2 separate regions of the Homo sapiens genome follow, and region 1 is linked to region 2. Evidence: chromatin contacts called from ENCODE Hi-C data. All regions are on one chromosome and are shown on one strand. Each heading gives the region's core, a stretch centred on a gene start or an enhancer-like site at or near the end of the contact. The rest is flanking DNA. Distances are from core to core; before and after follow the strand shown. Region 1 holds the start of MZF1 (myeloid zinc finger 1). Region 2 holds the start of ZNF17 (zinc finger protein 17).

Region 1 (5,365 bases), core at 2,418-4,917, 1.2 Mb after region 2:
TGCAGAGAGGTGGGATTCTTGGTTGTGGGCTTGGGTTGGGGAGGGCAGTGCAGGGTAGCTGAGGGCCCAGCTCAGGGGCTGGGTGAAGCAGAGTACCCTGGAAGGCCAGGGGTTGAGCTGCAGTGGGATGAGATGGGCTGAGGTTTGTGCCCCTGTAGCCGTATGTGAACCATGGGGCAAGGTGGTCAGCGGGGGTCAGAGGTATTGTACAAGGGTCCACATAGGAATGGCAGGGTGTGAGCAGCTAGTTCAGGTGCCCTGCCTGGGAGGTGAAAGGGGTCATACCCCTAACACTACGAGGTCCTCCCTCAGCAGCTCCTAATTATACCTCTGCCTGCTGTCTGTTCCCCAGTGACAAGCACATATTGCCTAACGCATCTCCTTGGGGACTGAACACCACATGCCATCTGTACTGGGAAACCCCAACAGCCTGCTCCATGCCATGGGGTTCGTGGGTACAGGGCTGTGGCAGTCAGGCTTGGTGTGTGAGGGGTAGTGACAGCACTGGCTGCGGTGGAGGGGAGACCTGACTGGGTAGAATGTGGGGGCTGCTGGCAGATGGAAACCATTCCATTTATAACAAACCTGGCCCAGTGGACTTCAGACTGACTGCTCAGGCCAGGTTCCCTGGCCCACCCAACCAGACCTTAGGCGCGCCCACCGTGCATGCCCTCACCTGAGTCCTCTGTAACCTCTGACTCCTCTTTCACCTGCAGGCCCAGTGGTGATTCCTGCATAGTCCTAGGAGGTGTCTTGGGCCCAGGCTCTGGAGTTGGAGGCTCAGTTTCAGGTAGGGGCTGGAAACTGGAGGGCTCCATCTTCTCTGATAGGACCTCCTGGCCCTGCACCTGGACTGTGACCTGGGGAGGTGCCCCCACCATCAGAAGTCCTACCAGAGAGTAAGGCTGGCCGCAACCTGGGGTTTGTGGGTGCCCATCCCACTGTAGGATCCCAGGGGCCTGCCTTGTAAATACCTACTGACTAGGTCCTCCAAGGACCTACCTCCCCTAGGCCCTGAGCAAAGAATGAAGGGACCACCTGCAGTCCCTCCCCTGCTCTGACATCGTGGCCTTCCAGTACCTTCCCCATATTCCCCTAGCCTGCAGCTCCTATGTCCACGTGACTGCAGGTGATGCAGGAATGGGCTGGGGAGTCTGGCCCTGGAATCCCTCTGCCCTGGGCAGCCTTGCACAGGGTCTCTGTTGCAGGTGGCCACTTCTGTACCACAAGGGAGAACGTGTGTCTGGCAAAGCGTGGTGCTGCCCAGGGTGAGGCCGAGCTGGATGATGCTCCAGTCCTGAACCCCACTCGTGGACACTCACTCACCCATCTCCGGGGTCCGCCCGGCTCCCGGCGCAGCCCATCTACTAGGGCAGCAGCCTCCTCGGGGCTGCCTGGCCGCTGCCCCTGCACACGGGCCTGGATCTCAGGGGGCAGTGCGCCCAGGAACTGCTCCAGCACCAACAGCTCCAGCATCTGCTCCTTGGAGCGTACCTCTGGACGCAGCCACTGGCGACACAGCTCTCGGAGCTGGGCCAGGGCCTCTTGGGGCCCTGTGGCCTCCTCATAGCGGAAGCACCGGAAACGCAGGCGTGCAGCTTCAGGGCCTGGGTCCCATAAGGCAGCCTCACCCTCCTCCTCAGAGTCCTCTAGCTTCACCATGACAGGCCCCTCATCTTCTGGGGGTGCTCGGTCTGGGGAGCCCAGCACCGCAGGCCTCATAGAGGGTACCAGGTCAGGTATCTGAGGCCAGTGTCTGCCCCTGGTGAAGAAATAGGATGAGGCTGTTGCAAAAGGAGTACAGTGAATGCTTCACTGCCTAGTCTATGCTGTACCGTTTGATCCTCAGACCTACCCCATGTGGAAGGCAGATGAGGAAACAGGCAAAGAAAGGCCATCTACAACCCACAGACTTATGCAGCTGGAAGCCCTCCCTTAGCCACCTGTATCCCTGGTCTTCTCTCCGCTTGGGCCTGTGCAAAGTCTCTGACAGTCTCCCTGCTCCAAACACAGGCTTTTTTTTCTTTTCTTTGAGACATGCTGTCAGTCAGTTGCCCAGGCTGAAGTGCAGTGGCGAGATCATGCGTCACTGCAGACTTGACCTCCCGGGCTCCAGAGATCGGCCTCCCAAGTAGCTGAGACAACAGGTGTGTGCCACGACATCCGGCTAATTTCTTAATTTTTCTGTAGGGATGGGATCTTACTATGTTGCCTAGGCTGTTCTTGAACTCCTGGGCTCAAGCAGATGATCCTCTTACCTTGACCTCCCGAAGTGCTGGGACTTACAGGTTTGTTCCACCATGCCAGCCCACAGGCTGTTTTTTAGGACTAGAAGACACTTCTCTCCCCTGTATCCTTCCCTTCTTCTACATGTGCAACCTCATTCCTGCGCTACAGCTCTCTCTTTACCAGGTGGATGGCACCTATACACCTACAGCCTGGGCATCAGCATCACTGCTGGCGTCTCCCCCTACCCAACGCCAGCCCTTACTTCACCTTCTATTCTCTCATCTACTTCGATGTGGCTCCTCATTTGGGCCCCACCATCATTCCCCTCCCTGCTTGGAAGCCTCACTCCACCTAATCCTCCATGTCAACCTGTGCAGTCACTTGTATGGCTCAGCTCCCAGGCAGCACCCTCTCTCCCTACTCAGCCCCATCTTCTAAGCCCAACATCACACTACGCAATGCCCCATCTCAGCTTCCTGATTTAGCTGGGGTTGGAAGGGGATGGGGGAGCTTCGCAATGGGTGGGGGGGCGGCAAAGGCTCCAAGACTGCCGGAACAGGAGCCTGCAAGGAAGTCCCGAGACTCTGATTCCGCCCATCTTCAGATCACTGTGCCTTCGAGAACTTGTTTCCCCATTTGCAAGTGGGGCTGACCTCCCTCCTCGCGCTGTTCCTTCTGCAGCTGCGGCTTTAGGAAGGAATCTGCGTTTATGAAGGGGATGGCACCGCAGAATCATTCCCCCGTGGGTGGCATCGATTTCGAGGGCCGCCTCATCCTGGGGGCCAAGCCTCCACTCTTCAAGGTGCCAAGTCAACCTGAAACCCTGGGAGAGACTTGGGTCATAGCCAAGATGGCAGGTACCTACGGAGGGTCCCGAAATACACTTCCCAGAAGTCCAGGCGGCAACTTCCGCTCCAGGGTGCCAAGGTAGGTCCAGACGACGCCTAGGCAACCGGGGGCGGGGCTCCCAAAGCCTGTCGTCGTGGCAACGAGTAGTGATTGACAAGCCTCTCGCTCTAGCCCTGGGCGCTCCCGCAAGGACTGCCCGGATTCGTTCCCCGCGCTTCCGGTCTCACTGGGGAGCCGGAATCCCCGAGTCTGCAGCCACCGCCCCCGTCCACACGATAGCCCTCCCGGTTAAGAGGACCCCGCCCTCACCTCTGCGCTCAGCGGGCCGCTCCGCGCTCCTGAGCACGCGCAGTCTTCGACTTCCCCCTCCCGCTGGACTACGTCTCCCAGGATGCTCCGCGCACCAGCTCGAGCGCCTCCTTGCCCTTCCCCCACCCTCGTCCCCGTTTCTACACCCTCTCCTCCCTTCCCCTAGCGGTGGTCGCAATGATCAGGTCATACTCCTGGCCGCTTCTTCCCATGCTCCCCGCCTCGAATCCGTGCGTCGGCATGCGCAAGCCTCTCAGGTACAACAGACGGCAGCACCGCCTACCAGATCGCGCATGCCCCCCACCACGTTTTCCTCACTTCTCTACGGGCCTTCCTGAGATTAGCAGGATCCTGCACCAATCACGGCCGTCATTAGAACTCCGTCGGTGCCCCACCGCGTCTCCATGGCAACTCCCTACAGGAAGGGGCCTCTGCTACTTCCTAGACCGCAAAATGGAGAAAGGCTTGGCCCGATGCTTTCCGGCAGATGTAGTCAGCAGGCCCTTCGTGTGTACGTGCGCGCGCGGCGCGATGACGTTCCTCTGTGATCATGGGCGAGGGGCGGGCCCTGAACGTCTCCATGGTAACCTGGGGACACGACTCGACATCGCCTGGGTAACCCGGAGACGCGGCGGGCGTTGAAAATGCAATGGGGCATGTGGGATGAAGAGGTGGGGAAGGGTACTGGGGCAGAGAGATGCCGATCGATAGAAACAGCGAGGAGAGACGGAGAGAGACCAGAGACTCAAGGGCAAAGAGAGACGAAGGACCGGCGGGAGGAAGAGAGAGAGAGACAGAGAGACAGACTCACAGACTGGGAGGACCGGAGACTCGACGCGAGGAGAGACAGTGAAAATAAGTGAACAAACATAGAGACACGGGTCCAAGTTATAAGAGGGCTGAGTGGATCAGAGGGTCAGGGCCGGGCAAACAGGTGTCAGAACAGTTAGCAAGAGAGAGGCAGATCAGAAAGGGATGCAGATGAAAGAGACACAAAGAAGGAAACGCAGAATGGGTTCACAGAGACAAGAAATGCAGATATCCAGACTCAAGAGGTAGACAAGAAGGGAGAGGGACAGAAACAAGAAGGGAGAAAAGGGACAGAAATTAGAGATACAGTAAGATGGATTGACAGTTTTCGAAGACCTAGAGAAAGATGACAGCACGAAGAGAGACAGGGAGAATCCGAGGTAAAACTGTTAGGAAAACTTAGGAGTCCAGATGCTGTCCAGTTATATGCTACCCTGTACAGGTTGATAGGTTGCAAATGCTTTCTGTCCAGTGTATCGCTTTGTAGCTCACTAAGCAGTTTTGTATCCAACTTTGTGCTTTTATTTCAGTGTTTTTCTTTTTCTTTCTTTCTTTTTTTTTTTTTTTTTTTTGACGGAGTCTCGCTGTTGCCAGACTGGAGTGCAGTGGCACGATCTCGGCTCACTGCAACCTCCGTCTCCCAGGTTCAAGCGATTCTCCTGCCTCAGCCTCCCGAGTAGCTGGGACTGCAGGCTGCTCCACCACACCCGGCTGATTTTTGTATTTTTAGTAGAGATGGGGTTTTACCATGTTGGCCAGACTGGTCTTGACCTCCAGACCTCTGGTGATCCGCCCACCTCGGCCTCCCAAATTGCTGGAATTACAGGTGTGAGCCACCGCGGCCGGCCAGTGTTTATTCTTCCTTTCCTGTCTTCCTAGAATCATCTTGCTGCTTCCCTCAGTACGGTAAATAAATCTTTTGACACATGCTCACTGAGAGTCATGTTTTTAACTGTTTTGAAATTATATTTGGCAGTCTGAAGGGAACCTGTTCTCCGGGCTAGGGGACAAACAGGGAAAAAGAAAATAGTGGCCGGGCGCGGTGGCTCACGCCTGTAATCCTAGCACTTTGGGAGGCCGAGGCGGGCGGATCACGAGGTCAGGAGATCGAGACCATCCCGGCTAAAACGGTGAAACCCCGTCTCTACTAAAAATACAAAAAATTAGC
Region 2 (5,819 bases), core at 423-2,922:
CTGAACAGCTTTAACTCTTCCAGACCTTCAGTTGGGTGGTTTTTTCTTTTCCTTTCGTTTCCTTCTTTCTCTCTCCTTCCTTCCTTCTTTTTGTAATTTGATAAACCAAATTTCAAGACTTTGGCCAAAAAACAGTCTTCTCCTTTACTGAATATCTCAGTGCTCCATTTTATTTTTCCCTCACCAATTCTGCAGGAGAGATCACAAGACTATGTCCATATCTTTATTTGTGGGGGTATGATTTTCAGCTAACATAGCTGCTAAGTGATTTAATTTACAATTATAGTGGTAGAAAAATAGCTCTAACTTCTGAGGTTTTGTAATTTATTGTAAAAAGCGGAATACAGGACATTTAAAGTGACCTGACAAGGTCAATACAGGACTGAGGACTAATTCATTAAATACGTCTTACGTGTCTTAGAGGACCACAGACAGCTAGCAACCCTACTCCTAATGTGTCCCATGCACTTAGTATTGTACCTGGCATCGAATGAGTGTTCATCAAATATGTTAGAGTAATAAATACGACAGCACAGTTTCCCTATTCAGCTTTACTTTTCTGGTAACTCTTTTAATATATAGTCTTTACCTCTCCCTTCAAGCTGTTAATGCACAATGTTTTCAAGTTTGAAAAAGAATCAGATTTTGGACACCAAACTTGAGTGTGTCCAAGGTTCCAGGACAACCTTAGCTTTTTTCCTCCTATCACAAATATGTTTCTCTATAACTATTTTTGCCACTTTCTTTGGATATCTACATAATCGTCATTAATAGTTTCAGTAATAGCCATTTCACAAGAGTTATTCAGAGACAATTTCAACTCCCTGTGCAGACACTGTTGATACAATTTCAGGCGAAATGATAAATCACTTTCCACTAATGAGATGAGATCATGCATTCCCAAACCTTTATCTCAGGAGTAAGATGCTTTCTTTGCACAAGGGCTTTGACTGGTGGAAGGCCACACTATTCTGGCAGATAATGGTAGATAAGTCGCTTTTCCTTTTCAGTTAGGTTTCAGTCTCTTAAAATAAGTGGAAAATATCTCAGATATAAAGTAATAAGTATCATGTGAATAAAGTGTTGCTGGGTAGGCTGAAAGACAATAACTGATTATTCAGAAAGGAAAGATATTACTCCTCAAACTCCCCATCATGCCATGTCTGGGTCTTTTCAATGTGCCCAGCAGAGCACATTGAAGATCATAAAACAGTCTCCAGAGCTTCGTTCTGTGTGTATTTGGCAAGCACAAAAGAGCTGACCGCTATGCGTGGAAGACCAGTTCTTTATGGTTGGCCATGTTCCTTCGGATGTTCGTCTTTTGGGAACTTGCTGTGCTTTACAGAATCTGAAAGGACAGGTCTCTGAAACATTTCTCTGACTTGTTCTAGACTGCCTTCCGGGAAAATCTGGATGCTTGCCGTTTAAAAGCCAATGAAGCCCCTCCACGTCCTTGGAGCCCCGCAACTGCATTTCTCAAAGCCTCAGGAGGATCCTCCTGGCTTTCATCCTGAACGCGAGTTAACTTAAGTTCAGAAGCGGGGCAGGCAGTGGCCTGGGAACTACATTACCCAAAAGACACAGCGGCGGACACAAGCAGCGAGTGTAGCCAATGAAGGCCTAGCAGAGCGGCGTCTACGGGGGTTCGCAATGCGTGTGGGCGGGACTTCCTGCAACGCCTCCTGGGGTTGTCAATATGGCTGCGTTGGGATCTGTTCACCTTCAGGCTGAGTCGAGACTGAGGTGAAAAAGCGGAAAAACGCGAGAAAAGGTTTCCCCGTTGTACAGAGGCTAGAGTGAGGCTCGGTTGAATCGGTTGCAGGCGTTGGTGCCTCTGTCAGCGTCCAGGTCACTGCCGCTCCCGCCCCGCTCTTCCCTGGCTGTGCTGGCGGAGGCTGCGCCGATGAACCTGACTGAGGTGGGTGCCGCGTCCCAGGGCGCCCCGCCCGATCCCTCCTCCGAGTGCCGAAGCCCCGAGGAGGGGCCCTGCAGGTCAGGCCCCTGTGTCCCAAAGAGAGGAGCGTTCTTGTGTGGGGTACCGGTGTCCGCGGTGCTGTGAGGCGGGGGAGCTCCTGTCAGGGACCTGCACGTGCGAGGCTTAGAGGTGCTGCAGAGCGGGCGGCACTGGGGAGCCCGAGCGTCTTTGTCTCCACGGAGCTGAGGGTGAGGCGGAGTCTCGCCTGGGAGGGCAGCGGAGCTGCTGAAAGCCGTAGAAGGCTGTGCAGGAAGGGTTATGCCCAGAGGTAGACGTTTAAAGTTGGGAAAAACAGGATGTTAAACCAGGACAAGGGGACCGCTGAGGAGACCCCTTGAGTTATGGTAGGGATGGGCCAGAGGGGTTGCAGTAGAGGGGAAGTGTGATGAGATTCTGGATGGATCTCAGAGATAGAGTCGACAGGATTTCCTGCTGCATCAAATGTAGCAGTGAGGGTAGTGAAGGGTCTATTCCATGGATTTTGTTTTGGCCTGAAAATCTGAAAGAATGGAGTTGGAGAAGTCAGCTTAGGGAGCAGGTTTCAGAGAGGATTATGAGTTGCATTTTGGAGGGCTGAGTTTTGGAGGGCAGATCATGGGTGGGTCCATAAGCCTGACGCTACCTTTAGAAAGGCGCAGACCTGTCATAGGAGGGATTCTGGCTCATATCTGCAAAAACGGAGTTCTGAATGGGTTAAGGAACTGGCCTAGGCTGGAGACTGAGGTGTGAGGTGGTTTAGATTTCTGCACCTGCAGACCCAGCAGCCCCCCAGGCCCACTCTGTGGAACAATAGGAAGGTCATCCAGACTAGTGGGGACATTGGGTCCAGACGGGGGTAGGGCTTTCTCACATCTAGTCAAGGGCCTCCAGCAAGCTTCCAGCAACTGAATTTGTAGCAGGCAGGCCTGGTTGCTGATGGGACCAGTAACTGACCTGCTTGCTTATCCCCTCCCTGCAACTTATTTATTTATGAATGTGTAAAACATTTTTTTTTTTTTTGAGACAGAGTCTCGCTCCATCGCCCAGGTTGGAGTGCAGTGGCGCGATCTCGGCTCACTGCAAGCTCCGCCTCCCGAGTTCAAGCAATTCTCCTGCCTCAGCCTCCCGAGTAGCTGGGACTACAAGTGCCCGCCACCACGCCAGGCTAATTTTTTGCATTTTTAGTAGAGACGGGGTTTCACCGTGTTAGCTAGTATGGTCTCTATCTCCTGACCTCATGATCTGCACGCCTCAGCCTCCCAAAGTGCTGGGATTACAGGCATGAGCCACCGCGCCCGGCCGAATGTATAAAACATTTATTTAACCACTAATGAACCAGTATCCTTCTAAATATGTACACATAGGTCGGCAGTTAGAAATGAATGTAACCAATAGTTAAATTTATTCACTTAATAATTGTTGAATGTTGATTTTTCTTTTTTCTTTTTTTTTTTGAGACGGAGTCTCGCTCTGTCGCCAGGCTGGAGTGCAGTGGCGTGGTCTCGGCTCACTGCAACCTCTGCCTCCCGGGTTCAAGCGATTCTCCTACCTCAGCCTCCCGAGTAGCTGGGATTACAGACATGCGCCACCATGCCCATCTAATTTTTGTATTTTTGATAGAGACAGGGTTTCACCATGGTTGGCCAGGATGGTCTTGATCTCTGCACCTCGTGATCCGCCCACCTCGGCCTCCCAAAGTGCTGGGATTAGAGGCTTGAGCCACCATGCCCGGCTGAATGTTAATTTTTCTATTTGCTTGCAATGGAAAGTTTTATGTATCACATTTCCTTAACACCGTAAGAAGTGGGAAAAATACACACCCAAAATTTCAAAACCCTTCCATGTCATTTGTACCGAAAACATGTAAAAAATATTTAATCCAGTAGAAAGAAATTGCTGATACATAGTGTGTACTACTTATATTTGATGCCCATATAAGCCCTATTAGTTGGCAATCCTTTTAATCTCTATTTTACACATAAGGGCACCGAGACTTAAGGAAGTTCAGTCCTCATCAAGACACTGAACCCTGAGGACTTACTGTGTACCCTCAGATAACTTTGCTCTAGTTGCAGGGCCAGAGGTGGTTGTACAGTCAGCCTGTAGGATGCTGCAATGCTGTCTTAATCCTCATGGCCTGCCTCTTCCCACAGGGTTCATAGCAGTGGCAGCAATGCTTATGGATGCTGGACAGGTGAGTGGAGAGTGTTTCCAGCTTTCACCCATCCCAGATGGTTTCAGCATGCTGATATAGGGAATGGTGTTATCCTGAGACTGTTCACCTTTTCTTCTCTCTCCCTTGGGTCCAAGGAGAGCCTGTAGTTCCACCAGACCTGGGTTCCAAACTCAGTGCCTGGTTATATAGAGTGGTTCTAGTTCTCACAACTGATGGTTTGAGATTTGGCAAGGCATCTCAAACACAGGATCTAGAATGTTCAAATGCTTGGTGGTGAGACTTAGATGGGATGCTTAGAGAACTGTAGCTTAATGTTCTAGCTGGCAAGGATAAGGAGCACAGCAGCAGGGCAGGAGGTCGGGGCATGCAGGGATCAGGCATGGAATGGCAGCCTGAGGTTGTCTAGGTTTTTGTTTTTGTTTTGTTTTGTTTTTGAGACAGAATCTTGCTCTGTCTCCAGGCTGGAGTGCAGTGGCGCGATCTCAGCTCACTACAACCTCCGCCTTCCTGGTTCAAGCGATTCTCCTGCCCCGGCCTCCCGAGTAGCTGGGATTATAGGCACCCGCCACCATGCCCGGCTAATTTTTGTATTTTTTAGTAGAGATGGGGTTTCACCATGTTGGCCAGGATGTTCTCAATCTCTTGACCTCGTGATCTGCCTGCCTCGGCCCTCCCAAGGTGCTGGGATTACAGGCTTGAGCCACCACACCTGGCCTTGTTTTTTTTTTTTTTTCCAGACAGAGGCTAACTCTGTCGCCCAGGCGGGAGTGCATTGATGTGATCTCGGATCATTGCGACCTCTGTCTCCCAGGTTCAAGCAATTCTCCTGCCTCAGCCTTCCAAGTAGCTGGGATTACAGGCATGAACCAACACACCCAGCTAATTTTTGTATTTTTAGTAGAGACAGGATTTCACCATGTTGGCCAGGCTGGTCTCGAACTCCTGGCCTCAAGTGATCTGCCTGCCTCAGCCTCCCAAAGTGCTGGGATTACAGGTATGAGCCACCGTGCCCAGTGGTTCTAGGTCTTTAATCTGAGGGGGGTAGTAGCTAGGGAAGGTTTGAGAAAGAAAAAAGAGGTGATTTGACCTAGATTCTTTTTTTTTTTTTTTGAGACGGAGTCTCCCTCTGTCGCCCAGGCCAGAGTGCAGTGGCGTGAACTCGGCTCACTGCAAGCTTCGCTTCCTGGGTTCACGCCATTCTCCTGCCTCAGCCTCCCAAGTAGCTGGGATTACAGGCACCTGCCATCATGCCCGGCTAACTTTTTTTTGTATTTTTTAGTAGAGCCAGGGTTTCACCGTGTTAGGATGGTCTCGATCTCCTGACCTCATGATCTGCCCGCCTCAGCCTCCCAAAGTGCTGGAATTACAGGCCTGAGCCACTGCACCCAGCCAGATTTGACCTAGATTCTAAGAGGCTTCCTCTGCCTGCAGAATGGAGGACAGAGTGAGAGTTAGGGAAGAACCAAGGATACCTGGGTGATAATTCCTGCCACAGTCCAGTGGAGGTTGGTGGTGGCTGGACACGAGTGGCGGCTGTGGAGGTGGGAGGGGTGGGTGGCTTCTGTAGGTTTTGATCTAGAGCTGCTCACATTTTTTGATGTACAGAGCGAGGAAGCTCGGGAGGTAGGATGCAAGAGGGAGTCAGGAATGGCCCCATTGTTTTGGCCTTGTTGAGAAGGTTGGATGTTC

The links. Hi-C counts contacts between places; a loop is a spot of excess contacts on that map. Pooled maps may share reads with other maps.
Region 1: a pooled map shows a loop between it and region 2 (6-fold over the local background). The contact joins the promoter of MZF1 here to the promoter of ZNF17 in region 2. A Hi-C loop is called at or near these places in 6 of 50 pooled maps.

What each region holds. Positions count from the first base shown.
Region 1 is chr19:58,569,668-58,575,032 of GRCh38, forward strand. It overlaps MZF1 (myeloid zinc finger 1), which reads right to left and starts at 3,668. Exons shown (of 6, transcript NM_198055.2): 1 at 3,388-3,668; 2 at 1,327-1,762; 3 at 677-860. The coding sequence starts at 1,722. It overlaps MZF1-AS1 (MZF1 antisense RNA 1), which reads left to right. Exons shown (of 6, transcript NR_027334.2): 3 at 717-790; 4 at 2,191-2,288; 5 at 2,911-3,156; 6 at 3,250-5,130. RefSeq lists enhancers at 2,373-3,234, 3,235-4,094, 3,463-3,552, 3,613-4,042.
Region 2 is chr19:57,409,489-57,415,307 of GRCh38, forward strand. ZNF17 (zinc finger protein 17) reads left to right here and starts at 1,673. Exons shown (of 4, transcript NM_001330617.2): 1 at 1,673-1,918; 2 at 4,108-4,148. The coding sequence starts at 4,128. RefSeq lists enhancers at 1,677-1,786, 1,867-1,926 and a silencer at 2,170-2,372.